Regions from separate parts of the Homo sapiens genome. Here region 2 is linked to region 1. A link is an interaction called in ENCODE POLR2A ChIA-PET data of the cell type or tissue named here. Cell type or tissue: K562. All regions are shown on one strand. Links, peaks and the distances in the headings refer to the core of each region. The heading gives the core; the rest is flanking DNA.

The links. ChIA-PET counts read pairs that join two places held together with the same protein. Peaks named below come from ENCODE experiments on the same cell type or tissue, not always from the same donor. Only the 100,000 strongest peaks of a DNase experiment are listed, where the experiment ranks them.
Region 2: POLR2A ChIA-PET joins it to region 1 with 5 read pairs; 2 of 35 experiments call an interaction of 5 or more read pairs at or near these places.

The regions. Positions count from the first base shown.
Region 1 is chr6:27,277,511-27,283,285 of GRCh38, forward strand. TRV-CAC2-1 (tRNA-Val (anticodon CAC) 2-1) reads right to left here and starts at 2,832; the gene lies at 2,760-2,832. RefSeq lists a silencer at 1,956-2,182. In K562, for the core only: no CTCF peak of the experiment used is centred there; DNase peaks (open chromatin) are centred at 2,101, 2,311, 2,741 and 3,131; H3K4me3 peaks cover 2,207 bases.
Region 2 is chr6:27,656,032-27,661,806 of GRCh38, forward strand. No RefSeq gene overlaps it. Among named protein-coding and RNA genes, the nearest start is that of TRV-AAC3-1, 7.9 kb to the left of the region's middle. In K562, for the core only: no CTCF peak of the experiment used is centred there; no DNase peak of the experiment used is centred there.

The DNA.
Region 1 (5,775 bases), core at 933-4,932:
CAGGTGTTAATTGATCTACATTAAGTCTAAACTAAGAACTATGATCACTATAGGCCAAGTTAAGGATTTTTGAATTGGTCTTAACAACAATGGGAAACTATGCAAGGATTTTAGGCAGAAAAGTCACATGGACGGATTCACATTTTTAAAATTTGTTTATTATTTATTTTTGAGACGGAGTCTGACTCTGTCTCCCAGGCTGGAGTACAGTGGAGCGATCTCAGCTCACTGCAACCTCCACCTCCCGGGTTCAAGCGATTCTCCTGCCTCAGGCTCCTCAGTAGCTGGGATTACAGGCATGCGCCACCACACTCAGCCATTTTTTTTTTTTTCGTATTTTTAGTAGAGACGGAATTTCGCCATGTTGGCCAGACTGGTCTGGAACTCCTGACCTCAAATGTTCCACCCGCCTCGGCCTCCCAAAGTGCCGGGATTACAGGTGAGAGCCACCGCGCCCAGCCAGATTCACGTTTTAAAAAGATCTCTTTAACTTTGTGTAACAACCGCACAGGTCCAGTTCTAGACACTTGACAGGCATCAGGGAACTATAGCAACACATCACTAGTACCGGGCCAATGAAATATCTGCCCTCATAGAGTATGGAAACAGATATAAATAACAAACATAATAAAAATGTGAATTATAAAATGTGTAAGAAGGTGTTAAATGTGATTGGTAAATAGAGGCAGGTAGGAAGAACTGGAGTGATGAGAGTAGGTTGGAAAGCTAGAGTTGTTAGTATAGCCTTAATAAGATTGTGACTGGAAGAAAAGGAGCAATCAAGCCACCTGACATGTGAGGTGTCACAAGCAGAGTACAACCACTATAAAAGTCTAAAGGTGGGTACTTGCATGGAATGTTTGAGGAACAGTAAAAGGGTTCATGTGGCCAGAGTACAAGAGAGGGAGACAGTAATAGAGATGAGATCAGAGAGAAATGAAGGATCGGAGTATATAGGATCTTGTAGGAGATCTTAGGAATTTGGCTTTAATTCAAGTAGAACGGGAAGCTATTGTATAATTCTGATTTTAGGAGAGGCAAATCTGATACATGCTTTAAAATACTGCTTTTAGTAGGTCTTTTGTAAATAGACTATAGGGGACTATATTCGGTTTTATATTCAGATTGCATTAGCCGGGCGCGGTGGCTCACGCCTGTAATCCCAGCACTTTGGGAGGCCGAGGCGGGCTGATCACGAGGTCAGGAGATTGAGACCATCCTGGCTAACATGGTGAAACCCCGTCTCTACTAAAAATACAAAAAATTAGGTAGGCGTGGTGGCAGGCGCCTGTAGTCCCAGCTACTCGGGAGGCTGAGGCAGGAGACTGGCGTGAACCCGGGAGGCAGAGCTTGCAGTGAGCCGAGATCGAGCCACTGCACTCCAGCCTGGGCGACAGAGCGAGACTTCGTCTCAAAAAAAAAAAAAAAAAAAAAAAAAAGATTGCATTAGGTTATTGTATTCTATGAGAAACAGACTCCAGGATATAGTTTTCATGAAGGAAGTCTATTGTGTATCCAGGAATGATATACAAAAGAGGACTCAACCATTCCCATGGGGAGCTCTGGAGCTACAATGATCCTTTAGAAATGTCCTGAATTGGGGAAAAGGAGCTGGGTCATTGTACCCACTCATAGACGTGGCTTTAGATGTAGGCTGATCCCAGAGAAAAGATATAACCTTAAACAGGGTAGCTTTTTAGCTTAGAACAATTCCTGGGAAGAGCTGAGCTTTGAGTTAGCAGCAAACAGCACTCCAGGATGTTGGGTGTCTGAGTACCTTGCTCCACAAAACATTGGGCAATGTAGAAAACCATTGGGTTCTAGGTAGAACACCATCATATCCATTACAGTCTACCACTTGCTCTACTCAGAGCCGCTTCCTTCATATAATGAATTCATCCCACCTGGGAATAACTTTTCTAGGATTCTGGTTGATCTCTTCGTGACTAAATCGTAAAAGAGGCAAGTGGCTGTTTGGCTCCTTCTATACCTCAAAAAAAAAAAAAAAAAAAAAAAAGTCCGCAAACGGTTCCATATATCTAGAGCCGGCAGGCTCCATTTACCCACAGGGGCTGGCCTTGGCCTGAGTGCAGTAATCTCCGAGCTGGACTCTGAGTCCCGGTAGGGAGGAAAGCTCAGCAAGAACATCTGCCAGCCCAGGTTCCTTTCGAGGACCTCAGTACATGTACACACAGGAAAACACCCTAATCCCACTCCAAATCTTCCTGTAGCGTCCTGAGTCTCAGTGGAACCTTGTGATGATCCCATGGAGCGAGGCTTACGAGCAGCGAGTGAGCGACTGGAGCCCAGCCTGCACCTGGAGGGGCGGTTCTGGCCCAGTGCTCCCGGAAAGGGTGGCTTTCGGCAAAGTCTCGGCCTCGCCTTGACCCTCCAGGAAAAATGTTCCTGAGCGGAAAGATCGTTCAAGTTGCCTGCGAACCAAGTCCTTGAGGTCTTTGTGGGGATCAGGCGATGAGAGCATCAATTATAATAATAATAATTTGTTCGGCAAAAAATTGCTCGGGTCTGTTCATGTCCACCCGAGTAGCCACGGACACTTGGCTTTGAAGAGGGCTTTTTCCTTGTCGAAAACAGGAAGGGCTCTGGTGGGAGAAAGGCGGCAGGTGTACTTCGGTTTATATGCACACCACAGGTGACAAGGAGAACCTTCTCTCCTAAACGGCTAAAGATGGTGCGGGGGTGCAATTCTAAAAACGTGCACTGAGAAATTCAGCTAAGGATTCCTCAAAAATACAGGTTGCTTCTGCCCGGTTTCGAACCGGGGACCTTTCGCGTGTGAGGCGAACGTGATAACCACTACACTACAGAAGCCCTGACATTTGATAGTTTTTCTCCTAGGAGAAGAAGAAAATTTTTCTGGATATCCCAGATTTGGTAACATCGAATTGATCTTTTCTTTCAGGAAATTATCAAGGTTGATAAGCTTTCCTATTTATTAAAATCAGTAATATCGGAGTTCACGAGTCATACAAAGAAAATACTGCGACTTGGGGAAAATTTTCTTTTCAAACACAGCACAGAAATTTTACACAGCCCCCCAGTAGAGGACATTTTTTTTAAAGTACTCCCTCTGTTAGGCTTTCTCCAACAGCAGAAGGCTCTGTGATCTCCATCTCTTGGGAGGCAGAAAATTACCACAAGAAAATAGCCGGGAGGCAGCGGATTGAACCCTGGAAACGGCCCGCTCTTTGTGCTGGGCGGTGCTCGAAGGGAAGAAACTGAGGGCCCGGGAGTCGAGTGTGTCCAGTTGTCTGCCAGGCAGGATAAGGACTGGGAAAAATGAAAAAAAAATTCCTAGACATACACAACCTACCAAGCCTGAATCATGAAGACACAGAAAATATGAACATACCAATAGTAGATAAGGAAATTGAATCAGCAATAAAAACATCTCCCATCAAAGAAAAGCCCAGGACCTGTAGCGTCTCTAGTGAATTCTACCAACTATTTAAAGAACTAATAACATTTATTATGGAAAACAGTATTGTGGTTCCTCAAAAAATTAAAAATAGAGATACCATATGATCCAGCAAACTCTCTAGTGGGTATATAGCTAAAGGAAGTGAAATCAGTATGTCCAAGAGATTATCTGCATACCACCAAGATATGGAATTCTTCTTTTTTTTTTTTTTTGGTGGCACAGAATCTCTCTCTGTCGCCCAGGGTGCGATTTTGACTCACTGCAACCTCTGTCTCCCGGGCTCAAACGATTCTTGTGCCTCAGTCTCCCGAGTAGCTGGGATTACAAGCCTATGCCAATATACCCCGCTGATTTTTTTTTTTTTTTGTATTTTTAGTAGGGGCGCGTTTTCACCATGTTGCCCAGGCTGGTCTTGAACTTCTGGGCTCTCCTCGGCCTCCCAAAGTGCTGGGATTGCAGGCGTGAGCAACGGCGCCCAGCCAAGATATGGAATTCTTGTGTTCACCAATGGATGAATGGATAGAGAAATGCGTTTAGCTTCCCTGTGCCTTGGAAGTATCATTTCCAATTTATCATGGGTGTGTACATTTTTATTGGTGTACTTGTGAGCTCATCACTAATTTTTGCAGTCTGTTAATCTACCATAGTTTCAGTTTCATTGTATTTTCTTATATATTTATATTGTGTACTGATGTGTGCATGGATTAGTAATGAGTACTCTATTATTTTTAATGTCATAATTATTCATTATTTATTTATTATTTATTAAAAATAATATTTAATATTAAATATTATTTATTACTTATATTATTTATTATTATAATAATTTATAATATGTCACATTATAAAATATTATTTAATTAAAATTTAATGTCACTCTATTATTTTAATATCATAAAATACATGAAAATACATTTTTCTGTAGAATCACGTTTTCCTCCTACTGTGAATAAAGACATAACTCACTAAGGGGAAGAATCTTGGCCAAAATGTGTGATAAATCATGCAGCAGTTAAAAGTGTGCAAAAACAAACAGTAAAGGTGAAAGGAGGCACAAATTTAATAAAGTTACTCCATAAATCATAATTGACATTAAATGTTGGAATGTAGGAACTGATTTATTAACCATATAAATTTAAAACACACATGTTATCTTTTGACAAATTGTTTACCTATTTTAGTTTTCAAAGTGGGCAAAATTAACACCTCAAAACATATAAGTGTTTTCAGAGAAGGATCACAGAGTGTGTGTGTGTGTGTGTGTGTGTGTGTGTGTGTATAATGGTAATATGTAGACTTAACAGCACCTTTTGCCTAAATGACAAAATGGCCTAGACCCAATCTGGCAGAGTCCTTTTTCCAGAAGAACTGGGAAAACTTTTCATATTTAAGTTTGGAACAACAGAGAGAACGGGAAGACTTTGGCATTTAGAGAATGTGAATATTTGTATTTCTCGATAAAGTGAGAAATCTTTTTGGAAAAGCTATGGCTTTAATCAGTTTCAAATCTGAGACCCCTTTCTTGTAGGCAGATGTGCTAACCAGTACACCCCAAAAAACTTTCTCTTCTGTGCAGCAATCCATAGCAGAATGAAAGGAGGATTCTTTGGATATACTCAAACCTAATAACTTTTAATATGTTTTTCTTTTTAGTATATTTTTATCCACAGTGTGTTTCTTCCTTCATACTTTCAATTCGTTAAAATTAACATTTAGGTTGGTGCAAAAGTAGTTGCAGTTTCGGACCATGAATTTTTAAATCATTATAACTAGGCTCAAACACATCTTTATTAATCAAAATAGGAACCATTACAATCAACACATTTTTGCCAACAAGAAATAAGTTTGTTTATTCCTGGAGGGTAAAAATCTGTGCTTCGGGATTGGACAGAAAATGCTTGCATCCCCTCGTTGTGGAAGCGTTTTACCTGCAAAAAGTTGTGGAGATGTTTGAAGAAGTGGTAGTCGATTGGTGAGAGGTCAGATGAATATGATGGATTAGGAAAATCTTCGTAGCCCAATTCGCTCAACTTCAGAAGCGTTATTTGTGCGACGTGCAGTCGAGTCAACGTTGTTGTGAAGAATTGGGCCCTTCCTGTTAACCAATGCTGGCTGCAGGCATTGCAGTTTTCGATGTATCTCATTGAGTTGCTGAGCATACTTCTCAGATGTAATGGTTTCACGGGTATTCGGAAAGCTACAGTGAATCAGACAAGCAGCAGACCACCAAACAGCGAATATGACCTTTTTTTGGTACAAGTTTGGCTTTGGGAAGTGCTTTGGAGCTTCTTCTCGATCCAACCACTGAACTAGTCGTCGCCAGTTGTCGTATA
Region 2 (5,775 bases), core at 717-4,716, 380 kb after region 1:
ACTGCATTCCAGCCTGGGTGACAGAGCGAGACTCCGTCTCAAAAAAAAAAAAAAAAAAAAAAAGAAAGCAAAAGCTCAGATACTTGCACGCCAGTTGTTCCCAGCAGCATTATTCACAATAGTCAAAAGATGGGGCTGGGCATGCTGGGTCACATCTGTAATTCCAGCAGTTTGGGAGGCTGAGGCTGAAGGAACCCTTGAGGCAAGGAGTTCAAGACAGGATTGGGCAAAATGCAAGACCGCTACTTCTACAAAAAAAATTTAAAATTAGCTGCCATTGCACTCCAGCCTGGTGACAGTGTGAGACCTTTTCATCCCCTCCCCCCCAAAAAAGATAGATTTAACCCAATGTCCATTGACAGATAAATGTGTGATATATACATGCAATGGGATATACTTAAGCCTTAGAAAAAATGAAATTCTCATAAATACCATGACGTGAATGAACTTTGAGGACATTAAACTAAGTGAAAAAAGCCAAACAGGACAAGTATTGTATAATCCACTTCTATTAGATACATAAAAGCACAAGCAAAATTTATAGAGATAGACAATGGGTACCAAGGGCTGAAGGGGAGCAGATGGGGAGTTTTTGTTTAATGGTTATAGAGTTTCAGTTTGGGATGCTAAAAAAGTTCTGGAGATGGATGATGGTGATGGTTCCACCACACTGAATTTATTTAATTTTACCAAAATGTACTCTTAAAATGATAAAAATGGCAAATTTTATATTATGCATGTTTTACCACAATTTAAAAAATGCCATGGGGGAAAATATGCATAAGGATATAAAGTAAGTGATCTAGAAGAGAAATGTTAAAAATATACAAAACAAAAGCTAATCCTATGTTTAGTTTTTTACCTGGTGTGGCTATATTAACTTTACTATTTGTTTGTTTATTTTTATTTATTTATTTTTTGAGATGGAGTCTCACACCGTCACCCATACTGGAGTTTAGTGGCATGATCTCAGCTCACTGCAACTTCCATCTCCCAGGTTCAAGCGATTCTCCTGCCTCAGCCTCCAGAGTAGCTGGGATTCCAGGCGTGCACCACCATGCCCAGCTAATTTTTGTATTTTTAGTAGAGACAGGGTTTCACCATGTTGGCCAGCTGGGTTTCAAATTCCTGACATCAAGTGGTCCTCCTGCCTCCACCTCCCCAAGTTATAGGATCACACCTATAATCCAAAGTGGGATTATAGGTGTGAGCCACCACATCCGGCCAACATTTTTTAAAATGTAGAATTTAAGACAAGAAGCATTACCACAGAGATATTTCATAACAATAAGGTATGCATTTTATAGTAATAGGAGACATTTTATAAAAGAGAAACATAAACATTCTAAATGTGTATGCATCCAATAACATGGTTTCAAAATATATAGACCAAAAATGATGTGAAAACTTATGTCCACACAAAAATCTGTATACAATTGTTAATAGCAGCTTTATTTGTAATAGCAAAACACTGGAAAGCATCAAAATGTCTTTCAGTATGTGAATGGTTAAATAAACAGTTGTCCATCCATACCATGGAATACTCAACAATAAAAAGTCAGGAGCTATTGATATCATGAGTTGGACGGATCTTGAGGGAACTAGGCTGTGGAAAAGGCCAATCTTTAAAGGTCATCTATTATATGATTCTATTTCTATAACATTCTCAAAACAAAAAAGAATGGTAGAATTTTTGTCAAGGCCGGGCACAGTGGCTTACGTCTGTAATCCGAGAACTGTGGGAGGCCGAGGCGAGAGGATCACTTGAAGTCAGGAGTTTGAGACCAGCCTAGCCAACATGGTGAAACCTCATCTCTACTAAAAATAGAAAAAGTAGCCAGGCCTGGCAACTGACACCTGTAATCCCAGCTACTCGGGAGGCAGAGGCAGAGGCAGGAGAATCACTTGAACGCGGGAGGCAGAGGTTGCAGTGAGCCGAGATTGCACTCCAGCCTGGGTGACAGAGCGAGACTCTATCTTAAACAAAAAAAAAAAAAAGAATTTTTGTTAAGAGGAGAGGTAAGTTGGTATGACTAATTAAGGGGTGGCATTAACAGGGAGATATTTATGGTGCTGGAATTGTTTTAGTGTCTTGTTTCCAGTGTTAGGTACACAAACCTACACATGTGATAAAAATGATTTAGAACCATACACACATGTCATACCAATATTAAATTCCTGTGTTCGATATTGTGTTATATAAGAAGTAACCATTGGGCTGGCACATTGAGTGGCTCACCCATGTAATCCCAGCACTTTGGGAGGCTGAGATGGGTGGATCACCTGAGGTCAGGAATTTAAGATTAGCTAGGCCAACATGGCGAAACCTTGTCTCTACTTAAAATACAAAAATTAGCCTGGTGTGCTGGTGGGTGCCCGTAATCCCAGCTACTCCGGAGCCTGAGGCAGGAGAATCGCTTGAACCCAAGAGGGGAGGTTGCAGTGAGCCGAGATCACGCCACTGGACTCCCTCCTGGGCGACAGAGCGAGACTCCGTCTCAAAAAAAAAAAAAAAAAAAAAAAAAGAAGTAATCATTGTAGGAAACTGGGTTAAGGGTACAGGGGAGTTCTCTACTTTCTTTGTAACTCCTTGTTAATCTATAATAATTTCAAAATTAAAAGTTAAGATGACCTGATGGTTCACAGGAACTAAATAGTGAAAAGAAAAACAGGCTGGGCACGGTGGCTCACGCCTGTAATCCCAGCACTTTGGGAGGCCGAGGCGGGCGGATCATGAGGTCAGGAGATTGAGACCATCCTGGCTAACACGGTGAAACCCCCGTCTCTACTAAAAATACAAAAAATTAGCCGGGCGTGGTGACGGGCACCTGTAGTCCCAGCTACTCAGGAGGCTGAGGCAGGAGAATGGCGTGAACCCGGGAGGCGGAGCTAGCAGTGAGCCGAGACCGCGCTACTGCACTCCAGCCTGGGCAACAGAGTAAGACTCCGTCTCAAAAAAAAAAAAAAAAGAAAGAAAAAAAGAAAACAACAAAACCACGATGGAACTAAAAATAGGAAAATCCACACTCATGGCTGAAGGTTTTCCATACTTCCTGTGAGGTCACAGGGCAAACCACTGCCCCCAAAATTGGAGAGACAGAAAGGCAAATACGGAGTACTACAACTTACCAGACCGGAAACCCAAAGAGCAAAATCCTCCACCTGAATCAGTGCTAGAGGAGGGACACCTGAGCTGTAATTAAGAAACTGCTTGAGGCTTTCTGTGGACAAATCTCAGGGAAAAACCTCCAGCTACAAATTTGTGAATTTTATCTCAGGAGCTCAACCAAGTTCTCACAATGAGGGAGAAAAATCTCCTCTGGTAGCGGGTAGGGCAAGAACCAGTTTGCAACAGGCCAGATCATTCTGTTCTTTTTTTTTTTTTTTTTTTTTTTTTTAGGACGGAGTCTCGCTCTATCGCCCAGACTGGCGTGCAGCGGCGCGATCTCAGCTTACTGCAACCTCCGCCTCCTGGGTTTTAAGCAGTTCTCTCTGCCTCAGCCTCCTGAGCAGCTGGGATCACAGGCGCCTGCCACCACGCCCGGCTGATTTTTGTATCTTTAGTAGAGACGGGGTTTCGCCATGTTGGCCAAGCTGATCTTGAACTCCTGATCTCAGGTGATCCACCTGCCTCGGCCTCCCAAAGCGCTGGGATTACAGGCTTGAGCCACCGCGCCCGGCCCATTCTGTTCTTAACAAGGTCTGCCCTCAGAAGAAACCATTTAATCTCGATCTAACCTGCTGGGGTTTTATCAAGAGCCCGATGGATCTGCGGGAAGGGAAATAACCAACTCCAGCCCACTCTAGCCATCCAGTACCACCGAAAGTGGGGAAAAACCTAAAAAGCATGTTTAAAGCTCACAGTCCACTGATACAGGCTCACTAATAGACTGAGACCTACTTGTGGGACTACAGAATGCTTTTCTCCCTCCACACTTTGCCACCACATTACTAAAGGCCTGCTTATAGCAGCTCATTTTATCCAGCACAGCATGTCCTGCTATCAAGAAAAACATAAGATATAAAAAAAGACAAAATACACAGTTTAAAGAGAGAGAGCAAACATCAGAACCAGACTCGGATATGACAGGGATGTTGGAATTCTCAAACCAGGAATTTGAAACAACTGATTAAGATGCTAAGAATAAGATGACAGCATACAAGAACACATGGGCAATGTAAGCAGAGAGATGGAAATTCTAAGAAAGAACCAAAAAGACATGCTAGTGATCAAAAACACTATAACACCAAGACAATGAAAATACAAGCTGCAGACTGAGAGAAAATACATGCAAAAGACCTATCGGATAAAGTACTGTTATTCAAAATACACAAAGAGCTCTTAAAACTCATCAGTAAGAACACAAACAACCCCATGAAAAAATGGCCAAAGACCTTAACAGTCACTTCACCAAAGAAGATATACAGATGATTAATATGCATATGAAAAGATGGTCCACAGCATATGTTTAGGGAAATTCAAATTTTAAAAAAATGAGATAACACAACATACCTATTAAAATGGCCGAAATCCAGAACACTGACAACACCAAATGCTGATGAGGATGTGGAGCGACACCAACTCTCATTCATTGCTGGTGGAAATGCAAAATTGTACCATCTCTTTGAAAGACAATTTGGCAGTTTCTTTAAAAGCTAAATATACTTTTACCATAACATTCAGCAATTGCACTCCTTAATATTTACCCAAAGAATTAAAGAGCTTAAGTCCACAAAAAACCTGCACATGAGTGTTTATAACAACTTTATTCATAATTTTCAAAACTTGGAAGCAACCAAGCTGTCCTTCAATAGGTGAATAGATGAACAAACTGTGGTATATCCATACAATGAAATATTGTTCAATGACAAAAAGAAATCAGCTATAAAGTCATTAAAAGACATAGAGGAACTTTACATGCATTTTTTTTATTTTGTATTTTGTTGTTGTTGTTGTTGTTTTTGAGACAGAGTCTCTGTTGCCCAGGCTAGAGTGCAATGGCACGATCTCGGCTCACTGCAACCTCCACCTCCCGGGTTCAAGCTATTCTCATGTCTCAGCCTCCCTAGTAGCTGGGATTACAGGCGCCCACCACCGCGCCCAGCTAGTTTTTGTATTTTTAGTAGAGACGGGGTTTCACCATGTTGGTCAGGTTGGTCTCGAACTCCCGACCTCAGGTGATCCGCCCGCCTCGGCCTCCCCAAGTGCTGGGATTACAGGCGTGAGCCACGGCGCCTAGCTACGTGCATATTTTGTTTGTTTGTTTTTTGTCTTTTATTTTCAAGACGGAGTCTTGCTCTGTTGCCCAGGCTGGAATACAGTGGCACGATCTCGGCTCACTGCAACCTCTGCCTCCCGGGTTCAAGCAATTCTCCTGCCTCAGCCTCCCGAGTAGCTGGGATTATAGGCACCGGCCACCACGCCCAGCTAATTTTTGTTTTTTCAATAGAGACGGGTTCCTCCATGTTGGCCAGGCTGGTCTCAAACTCCGCCCACCTTGGCCTCCCAACGTGCTGGGATTACAGGCATGAGCCACTGTGCCTGGTCGATATTGTATTAATATTGATTCATTCATTGTAACCACTGTACCACATTAATGCAAGATGTTAATGTTAAAAACACTTTGCACACTAGCTCAAAATGAAGTTAGGGAAGGGATTATATGGGAATTCTGTATTTTCTGCACAATTTTTATATACATCTAAAAATGGTCTAAAATATAAAGTTTATTTAAAAAGGTAAACATGGCCTGGCATGGTGGCTCAAGCCTGTAA